Regions from separate parts of the Homo sapiens genome. Here region 1 is linked to region 2. Evidence: read pairs that join two places in POLR2A ChIA-PET (ENCODE). Cell type or tissue: PC-9. All regions are shown on one strand.

Region 1 (5,000 bases), 240 kb before region 2:
GATTAGCTCACCAAGAGGGACACGGATAGTGCCAGGAAAATCAGTCTGGAACTCTAGGAAGGGCTTCTCCAGTATAATGCAGGTACAGATTTCCACCAGCAGGCAGCAGCAGAACCCAGCAGTTACAAATGCCACACCTGGAGGATGGCTGCCTGGGTTTGACACCTGACTTATCTGCCTAACTGAGTGACCTCAGGCAAGTCACTTATCTCTCTCTGCCTCAGTTGCCCCCTCCATAAAATGGGCACAATACTCACCTCATAAATTGTTCTGGGGTGCATATGGTATTATACACATAAAGAGCTTAGTAGTAGTGCCCACAGTAATCTCCCAATAAATGTTATGTATTATTTCATTATCACAATTAGCATTCTGTTAGAACACATTCCAAAGGATTATCCACATTAAGCATTGTTCTAGAGCTTTGTTTTATTGGAAACTGCAATGAAAAGGCCACCAGCTGGAGTCTTAGAGACCTTTTGTTTATCCAAAGAGCCTTTATAATTAATCTTTATAGTGAGATTGTTATATAAAAGTGCCAGGTACTAGTTCCTAGTAACACAAGGGCTGAAATGGATTTCAAATAAGGCAGTGACTTGTCCAAGGCCCATGGCTTGTTGGTCTCAGAGCTTTCAGAACCTTACCTTCTATCAGAAGACACAGTACTGGGTACAGCACAGCCACCTTTAGAGCACTCTGCCTTGGTCCAAAGCAACCACAGACAGACTTCTGTTAGAACACTGAAAAGAAAAAAAATCGTATTCCTTGGCACTTTTCCAATATTAAACAAAAGGTGTATTGATTAAATCATTACTTACAACTGTATTCCCTGAAATGGCTGCAGATTCATTTACATGCTTTTTCTTTTCAAGTCATGAACATGGAGACACTGAGTTCTCGATACATCCAAGAAAAGCATTTTGTGAGACTTTCCAATGATGTTGTCTTTCCTGGCAGTGACCTCTCTCTAACTTTACTGGGTCCATCCTTGTTTTTGCAGCTGTGCCTGAGCTGAAGCTTCTCTGTGGGGCAGACGTCTTGAAGACCTTCCAGACCCCCAACCTCTGGAAGGATGCGCACATCCAGGAAATAGTGGAGAAGTTTGGCTTGGTGTGCGTGGGCCGAGTAGGTCACGACCCAAAAGGTTACATCGCAGAATCTCCCATCCTACGGATGCACCAGCACAACATTCACCTGGCCAAGGAGCCTGTGCAGAATGAGATCAGTGCCACATACATCAGGCGAGCCTTGGGCCAAGGGCAGAGCGTAAAGTACCTGATTCCCGATGCTGTCATCACGTACATCAAGGACCATGGCCTCTACACCAAGGGCAGTACCTGGAAAGGCAAAAGCACCCAGAGCACTGAGGGCAAGACAAGCTAGGGAGGGGGGACTCAGCACCCACACCTCCTCCAACAAGCTCCTGCTGGGGAGAGGGCTGTTAAGGTTTCTGTTTTACTTTGGTTTTTGCTTCTCCATTTTTCATTTGCTTTATTTCTACAGTGATTCTACTTCTGAGGAGTCTTCTGTCCCAGGAAGAGATACCTTCTTTACAGGAGAGGAAAGGTCTAAATCACAAGGATAGACATTTATCAAAGAAGTTAAAATGGTGTGGCAGGTCATTAGGATTAGGCAGAATCTCTCAGAGCTGCTGGACAAGGAGGTCTACTTATTTTGTGTGGATGGTAATTATGGCATGCACGCTGAATGCAGTTCTGAGCATGGCAGCGGCCCCTGAGGGTCAGATCAGAATTGCCCACAATGTGTTTTTTAACTAGGACCAGGTGCAGCATGCTAGTCTTGATTGGAAAGATTTGACAGGATGCTAATTACTGAACAGTGGGTTTTGTCAACGCCCTGGTTTCAGAATATGAACTGAGGAGTCAAACAGTTGGAAACAGCACATTGCTGATTTACACTGGATCTTGCCTTAGAAACCATTGTCTGCCTGCCTAACCAGCTTTTCATAAAATTTAAACAAAACTCTTTCTACGTAGTGATCCTCAAGCAATATTTTTGATACAGCAAGTGTCAAACTTGCTATAGCATAAAAGCCGGGGCTCCTGATTTCCAGGTTTCTAAAAAGGAACTGAGGTAAAACAGATGCCTGACCGTTTTAAAGGATCTTTTTTAATGTTTTATGACTGCCTGTCTGTTTGAATACTGGCAAAGGGATAAATAATAAATTGACATCAAAAAGTACTAATGAAAAATTTCTCTTTTTTCTTCCTTTGTTATATTATTAATGCCTGATGTACCAGCTGTTGCTCTTCTTTTTAGCTGCTTCATGAAATTTGCTACTGTTCCAATTGAACTGGCATGAATTTAAAAGTTTGTGTTTCCAGGTAGTAGGAATGGAGGAAGCAATTGCTTTTTGGTGCCACACAAACGGCCTTCTAAAAGAAACCACTGGGCCGATAGCTCTTTTCAGGTAGGTCTCTGAAATATTAGAACAGGGGCCTCATGTGCATGTAGGATTTGTCATTCCGTTACCAAATTAGGGAAAGGTTTTGATTGGCCTAATTATGTTTGGGTTTACTCATTATACTTGCTGACCACATGACTGAATGCATTCAGAATTTACGTCTCCATGGTTTTACTCTGGTTCATCCTTGCTACAGGTTTAGTCATGCAGAAAAACAAAGGGCCCGTTAGGAAGAATCTATTTTCTCCCCCCCCGCAAAACATCTCAGTGTTTGCATATGTGTCATGAAGTGAAGTAGGAAATCAGGATTTTCTGGATCCAGCAAGGTCAGGGTGGGGAGCAGATTTTGATCCCTGCAACCGCTGAAGCTGCCAGCCATTCCTCACCCTAAATGAACTCTGCACTCCAAGAGGTCCCTAAGGACCCTGAGAATCCAGGGGGATAGGAATCAGACAGCCTTGTCCAAAAGCTGCCACAGCAAGCTGTGTGACTTTGACTAACTCCCTTCCCCCACTGTGAGCCTCCATTTCCCTGCCTCTAAAATGGGAGGTTTAATCAGACACCTCTAAATTATCTTCTAGTTCTGGTTTTCTAAGACTCTGAGTGCCTCTGACTTCAGCCTACCCAGCCTTCTTTGGATCCAGTGCATGTCTAGCCAGACTGGAAGCTCCCCAGGGGCAGAGAATCTTTGTTTCCAGGGTCCCAGAAAGGGCCCTAATTATATGGATCTCTAATTTCAAATCAATAATTTTTATTCTTATTTCTGGAAAAGGGCCTTCAAAATTATACAAGGTTTTGACTCTACAAAATGGATTTGCCATTTGCCCTGATGACAGTGTAGACAGAAGGGAAGTGACAATGTATTTGAGACCTGAAGGGTGAGTTCACAAGATCTGGGGATGGGTGGAGGCAGCTGGCTTTCAGGAAGAGGGAACATCACATGCAAAGGCCTTGAGGAAGAAGAGGCCAAAATGTGCAGCATGCTGAGCTGGATTCATCATCACTTCCTGGAGAAGGGGTACCTTATTGCATCATGCACCTGACAGCAGGTGTCTGAAGCCCCCATGCCCCTGTCCAGGCTTTCCATAGGCTCAGGGCACCAAGTCCAACCAGTCTGGAGGTGATGTCATCATCTCCCTGATCCATGTGTGCATCATGCAGCCCCTACCAGGCAAAACATCCATTTCTGAGCCTTTATGTTGTCTCTTTCTAAAATAAAACAACAAAACCTACTTCATTAAATACATATATAAATAAAACATTATATGTCTTAATTTCTGTACTCTCACTTTATCTCATTGATTCATGTAGCCTCCTTTTTTTAGCATCAGAAGAGAAATATGTATCACTGCTGTGCTCCTGACTTATTGTGTTAACACTGACCTGCATACCTGATTCCACATTCCTTTCCGTTCCCTCGGGTCTTTTCTGCATCTGCTTTGCCAGGGTGTTTTGTTTATTTTGCAAGAACAGAAAAACAGTGGTTTGGGCTCCTGAGTAAATAGAATTTCCAGCCTTAAATAAAGGTTCTCCTGTGATAGCATGTAGTGCCCAAATGAGAGGAGCTCTGTATCCTAGCCTGAGGAAAGGATTTTTCATTTATAATACTGTCTGTGTCACTTGGGACGGAATGATGTGAAATCCCATGTTAAACCAACAGCGCTCCAGATTTGCAAGGTACATTTGGTAATTGGGTTAATACATGAATATGAATTTCCTTATCCCCATCCTCACACTTTCTAGGCTAACAGTATTTCTGCCCTCCCTTTCTGCAAGGATCTTCATGCACAGATTGTGTTCAGTTTCAGTCATGAAGTTATTTTCCTGGATCAAAAATTGGCATTATAGATATACATGTGTGACTAATAAACAATCTGTAATAATGCATCTAGGCACACGCCTCAGAGTATTTTAGTATTGTTGAAATAACCTCATAGAGGATTGTTCATGGCACCACAGACTGTGAGGACTAGAGGGAATCTTCAAATTCATCTTGTCCTACATTTCCAAATTATCAAATATGTAAATCCCACAAATGAATGGAGTTTCACTACTAGAAAGAATAATAATAATGTGTTCTGTGCATGAGTTTGGGGAGGCCTCCTTTCTGTTCCCCTGTTGAAAATCTATAATGTGTGGAGTGCGTGCCCTCTCAGTCCTACCTTCTATACACCCGCTGTATGGAGCTGCTTTTCTCCATCCCTTCTGTTGCTTCTCCATCCAAACTGCCATCATCTCTCACTTGGATCACCCAACAGCCTCCTAACAGGATGCCCCAATCCAGTCCTGACCCCTCCAGTCCATTCTCCACATAGCAGGTAGGGCAGCTGTATGTGTGTGCAAATCTGGTCATATTACTTCCCTTCCCAAACTCCTTCTGAGGGACATTAAGAAAATGAAAAGATAAGCCACAGACTGGGGAAAAAATTGCAAAATGTATATCTAATAAACAATTTAAATTCAGGATATCTAAAGAACTCTGATGACAAAAATAAGAAGACTAACAACTCAATTAAAAAATGACCAAAAGATTTGACTAGACATGTGCGGGAGACGGGAACACAGCAGGCCTGAT
Region 2 (5,000 bases):
AAAGGCAAAGGGGAATGCTGAGACATCAGAGGTAGTAACAGCAGGAATATATGAAGCCCTCTTACAAGTCAATAATAAGGAAGTAATCTAATTGTTTAAAATAGGCAAATGATTTGAGCAGACACTTCAAAGAAAATACAGGGATGGCAAATAAGCACATGAAAAGATCCTCAGGGTCAGTAACAGCCCCTAGGGCTGAGGGAACAAGGGTGAGAGTGTGGGCTTATAAAGATGTGGACACTTGGGAGGGGGCTGCAAGGCTGAGGCCCAGATTTCTGAGGGGGTGTCTCTCAGAGGACCCCATGGGACAGGTCTGCGAATGGGGAGGAAACTGACAGCTGGAACCAGCGGCTGCTGCTGGGGTGCAGGGCCATTGCATTGCTGGGGTGTTGCCAACAGAACAGGAAACAGACACAAAGGAGCTGACCCCTTCTCCATCCACCAGTGTTGCAGGCTCCCTCTAGTGCCCCCTCTTGGCAGAGCCTAACAAGGAGTTCTGGCAAGGCATACTGGTGATTTGTGGGATCCCAGAACATCACAGAGGGACGCTGGTTTGAAGCTGAGAGACAATGGCTTAATAACGAGCACCACAAATAAAGTCATTTGCCCAGCGAGTATAGCTAGTAAGTGGCAGAGTTTTTAACCCAGGAGCATATGACTCTGAGGCCAGTGCCCAGGTGGGGGTTAGAAGGAAACACTGGACAGGTGCCAGCCCCAGAGGCCGGGCTGACAAGTTTGGTGTGTTGGGCACTGGAGCAGGGGCAGAGGGCTGGGCAGGCAGCATCATAGTGAATACCAGGGACCCACCACGGGTCCTAAGCATGGAGCCAGGGCTGCTGAGGAAGCCGAGCTGGAGCAGTTGTGACACTGGGGTATGTGGGGGACACCGTACATGCTGCTGAGCTGGATCCCCATCTCAGCCCAGATAGGCAGGAAGACAACCAGAGTAAACTGAGGTCCTGGCTCTGGGCTCTGCACCCATGGGTCCTGCGATGCCCCTGCCTGCCTGAGTCAGGAGCTCCAGCCAGGGACAAGAAGAGCAGAGCCCAAGGAGCTGGACATTCACACCTCTCTCCTCATCTCAGACACAGCACCCTCTTTTTTGGCCAAAACCTTCCCAGGACAAAGCCATTGAGGTCCCAGATGGAACATTCCAAGATTTATTTGCAGTTTTCTTCTGAAACTAGCTTCTCTACTGTGGTGACCATGAGCCAGCCACCATTCCACCTCTGTGAGTCCCTCTTTGAGTCGCTGATTCCTAGAGAATGAGACCACACCCCAGTCTCAAAAGGTGTTGGGATGAGCTCTTGCATTGAAGTGTGAGTTGCTTTTCCCTCGCCCCTGCCAAATCCTCCAGCCTTCCCCAGGCAGGTCCATCCTGGGTGGTCAGCAGCAGGAGACTCCCACCTGTGTGCCTTGTTCCTCCCCTTTCAGTCGTCCTCTGGATATGCAGCTGCTGAACGGCGATCCCGGGCCCACATCCACATGTGGAATTCCTCTGAGCCAGCCTTCCACTGGGGAGACCTGTACCCCAAGCTTTCAGGTCCCCTAATGACTATCTCTCCTCTCTATGATGGGGCTGCACCTGGTCTGATCTCTAAGCTGTGGTACACCCAGGGATTAGGGGCACTGGCTTTGTATCCAAACAGCTGTAGGTTAAAACCCTAACTTTGCTGTGGGCTAGTTGTGGGACATTGGGCAAAGTACTCAATCTTTCTGTGTTTTATTTTATTGTTTGTCAAACCTATAGGCTAACATTAGTATGCCCACCCTCAGTGATTTATTAGGAGGCTTGGATGAGTCCAGGCATGACAGCCCTGGCACAGTGCCAGGTGTCTGGCCACTACTCAAGCAACGGAGCTGTTGCAATTAGAGTCGGCTTCAGATCTGGGGCTTCTAGGGTCTCCTTTGGTCCTCCACTCACCTCTAGGGCATAAACATCGTCTGTGCTTTTTAATTTCCCACACTAGCCCAGCAGGGAATTGCATCCCCTTATCTATGTCCCCTCCCCATCCAGCCCTTCCAGCTACAACATCAGCCTCTCATTCCCTGGCAGGGCTCAAGCTGTTATGATCTGGCTTTGGACAAGAGGAGCCGTTGATCCCCTCATGGACATCTTGGGCACTGGGTTCATCCAGGTGCCTCACTGCTCAGCAGCTCGTGGACAGGCCCTCTGGCCTGTGGCTTGTGGGCCTGTTGGACTGTAGTCCCAGCTGGCTCTCTTCACGTGCTCCAGCATCCGTGGGCAGCGCGATGCCTGCCTTCTCCGCTTTGATCAGGGCAGGGGGCTGCTCAACAGTTAGTTTGGGACCATCTCTGTGATGCATTTTGACAGACTTGGCCAAGCATATGCTTTAAATCCTAATGAGAAAGGGTCTTTTTAAGTAAAGGGAGCCCACAGCAGCCTTCAAAGCGCTCTCTGGACAAACTAGGGAGTATGATGAACCCTGGCTCTGTATCATCCTGCAGCCTAGTGTGCAAATGCAGTGCAAGAGAGGACCTCTAGCTTGTCCTTCAGTCCAAATGGGTGACAGCAGAGTTGAGTCATGGCCTGACTCAGCCACACCTCCACCAGGTTCAACCTCCTGAGACCTTTTCCCAGGTTTCCTTGTGCTCTGACTCTGATAGCTCCTCTGAACTGGTCCACCTTGGCTCTTTATTGTAAACTGCCTTAAGCAGACCTTGCATTCTTTCTAATGGCTTCAGAAGGAGTTAGATAATTTATAACTGACTCACCTGGAAAAACTTAATGAGATTTCAACTCAGTACTTCTGAAAAATAAATGATATCCAGACACAAGGACTTACAGAGTAGATGGAACATTCCAAACAAAAAGATTCCACCCTTATTTTTATTCTTTTGTTCTTAGCCCCCCTGTTCCAACAGATACAAACATATCATCGAGATGCAACTGCCACCCTGGGGTCACAGCTCTCTGGCTGACAGCAGGGTCAGCCGTTCTCCCTGAAGGTGCATACAGCCAGACTATGCCTCCAGGAAGTCATAGAAGGAAGCTTCCCTGGAGCCAGAATGTCCTTCTGTGTTTAATTTTCCCATAAGTCAGCTCTGATTATGAGGGATGGCCTCGTGTTTCATATATTCAGCGCCAAGTTCTGTGGAGCACCTTGCAGGGGTGGGGAAGCCCCCTGGCTGGCAGACGGGGGCAGAAGGGTGACTGCTCACCAGGTCACCCCCAGCACACACGTCTGCTACCTATCAGATCTCATTGGAGGAATGACCCACCAGACGCTGAGCTCATCTGACAGCCTCCTCCTAATGAGACCCAGGGCTGCTCCCAAGCTTGTGTGAGAGGCTGGATGGAGAGGAACCCCCCACAAACCTGGAGAAACATCTCCAAGGGAAAAATGATGTCTTCTTCTGAGTCTGCTTTGGTATGTGAAATGGTGGACTCCAGGAACTTCTGAGAAGCAGATACCTTCATGCTCCACCTTCTACCTGGGATGGTTGTTCTCAGGACCCTCAGGTAAAGCAGAAACTTTCAATATTTACTTATGACACTCATCTCCATTGCAGGCCTTCACCCTTCACATGCAAGAGGAGGCAAGCTCAGTTGAGTTCTCACCTCCAAGAACTTGCAGTTCTCCTGGGGAGGCAGGACCGATGCCCATGGAACAAGGTGTGCCAGTGAGCCCCACAGAAAGGGGCAGTTTCCCGCACCAGGATACACTTCAAAAAAGCACAATTCAGATTATGCATTCCCTGCTGAAGATGCTCCACTGCGTCTTATACCACTTGAGAAAAAATTCCAGACTCCTCTCCAATGTACTTCAGTCCCTGCCCAACTGGGCTCCAGTCAGGGTGGGGTTTTTTGTCGTTGTTGTTCTTCAAATGCTGTCCACCACCCCAGAGGTTGTTTCTTTGCTGTTCGTGGGCCTGGAGTCCCCTTTCCCCAGGTCTTTACATGGCTGCTCCATCTCTCCATAGAAGTTGCAGCTCAAGTGCCACCTTTTCAGAGAGCCCTTCCTGGACCGTTCAGTATAAATGAAGTTCTTTCCCCAAGTACTCCTGATGGCAGCAACTTGTCACAGTGTCCTTCTTTGCCCTTACCATGAGCTGGTATTTTTCTTGTGTATTGATTCACTGATTAATTGCTTCCTTGATTATCCCTCATGCTGCCCATTAGAATGTAGCTCCATGGGAGCAGGGACCTTGTCTATCTTGTCCTCCATGGTATCCTAGAATTCTAAGATGTAGGATAGCTTAACAGAGGAGACTCTTGAAATATTTGTTAAATATGTGATAAAAAATAAAAGGAAGAATCTATGCATGGCAGCTGCTTTGAAGTGTTCCTAGCAGACCACACCAACAGCCAGGGTTGCAATAATGACTGCAGCCCCAGCACCTGCCAGTGCAGGGAACTAAGCCTTAGTTCCCTTGTAAGTAAAATAATAGAATTGCTGGAGGATTAAGTGTGGGATCCCTGGTGATGATACAGGGTGAGACACAGTAAGTGCTTCAGAATGTGTGGCTTCATCCCCACTACCATCACCACACGAGCATCATCACCATCATCACCATCATCAGCACCACTACCACCACCACCATCCTCCACTGCAGCTCAGCAATGACCCACTCTGAACATTCCTTGTTGTCTCCTCGGCTTTTGTCACATGAAGCTTCCTGCCCTGGCTCTCTTTCCTTGCTTGGTCTCACTTGAACCACTGACATTGTTGGTTTCCAGACCAATGTCATCCCAACCTTTCTCCCTGCTAATAGAAACCTGCTTATATGATTATAGATGTCTTCATTTCAGGGAAGGTGGGCCCAGAGGGTGGTCTGCAAAGTGGGCACAAGAACCAGCCACCATTAAGCTTCTGGGAGAAATTTCCCTTCCAAAAAAGAGAGATACACAAGCCTGATTTGACTACAGATGTATAAGAATGTGATGTTTGGTCAGGCACAGTGGCTCAAGCTTGTAATCTCAGCATTTTGGGAGGCCGAGGTGGGTGGATGGCTTGAGCTCAGGAGTTCAAGACCAG

What was found. Peaks named below come from ENCODE experiments on the same cell type or tissue, not always from the same donor. Only the 100,000 strongest peaks of a DNase experiment are listed, where the experiment ranks them.
Region 1: POLR2A ChIA-PET joins it to region 2 with 11 read pairs; 1 of 35 experiments calls an interaction of 5 or more read pairs at or near these places.

Annotation. Positions count from the first base shown.
Region 1 is chr3:139,557,393-139,562,392 of GRCh38, reverse strand. NMNAT3 (nicotinamide nucleotide adenylyltransferase 3) reads left to right here. Exons shown (of 7, transcript NM_001401600.1): 7 at 1,001-2,202. The coding sequence ends at 1,383. All of the region lies in intron 3 of COPB2-DT (COPB2 divergent transcript), which reads right to left. Among named protein-coding and RNA genes, the nearest start is that of RBP1, 20 kb to the right of the region's middle. In PC-9, a CTCF peak has its summit at 109; DNase peaks (open chromatin) are centred at 112, 2,662 and 3,842; H3K27ac peaks cover 1,196 bases.
Region 2 is chr3:139,315,439-139,320,438 of GRCh38, reverse strand. LOC124909439 reads left to right here. Exons shown (of 2, transcript XM_047449421.1): 2 at 3,535-4,294. The coding sequence ends at 3,945. Among named protein-coding and RNA genes, the nearest start is that of MRPS22, 26 kb to the left of the region's middle. In PC-9, a CTCF peak has its summit at 474 (motif pointing left); DNase peaks (open chromatin) are centred at 2,618 and 3,008; H3K27ac peaks cover 1,961 bases.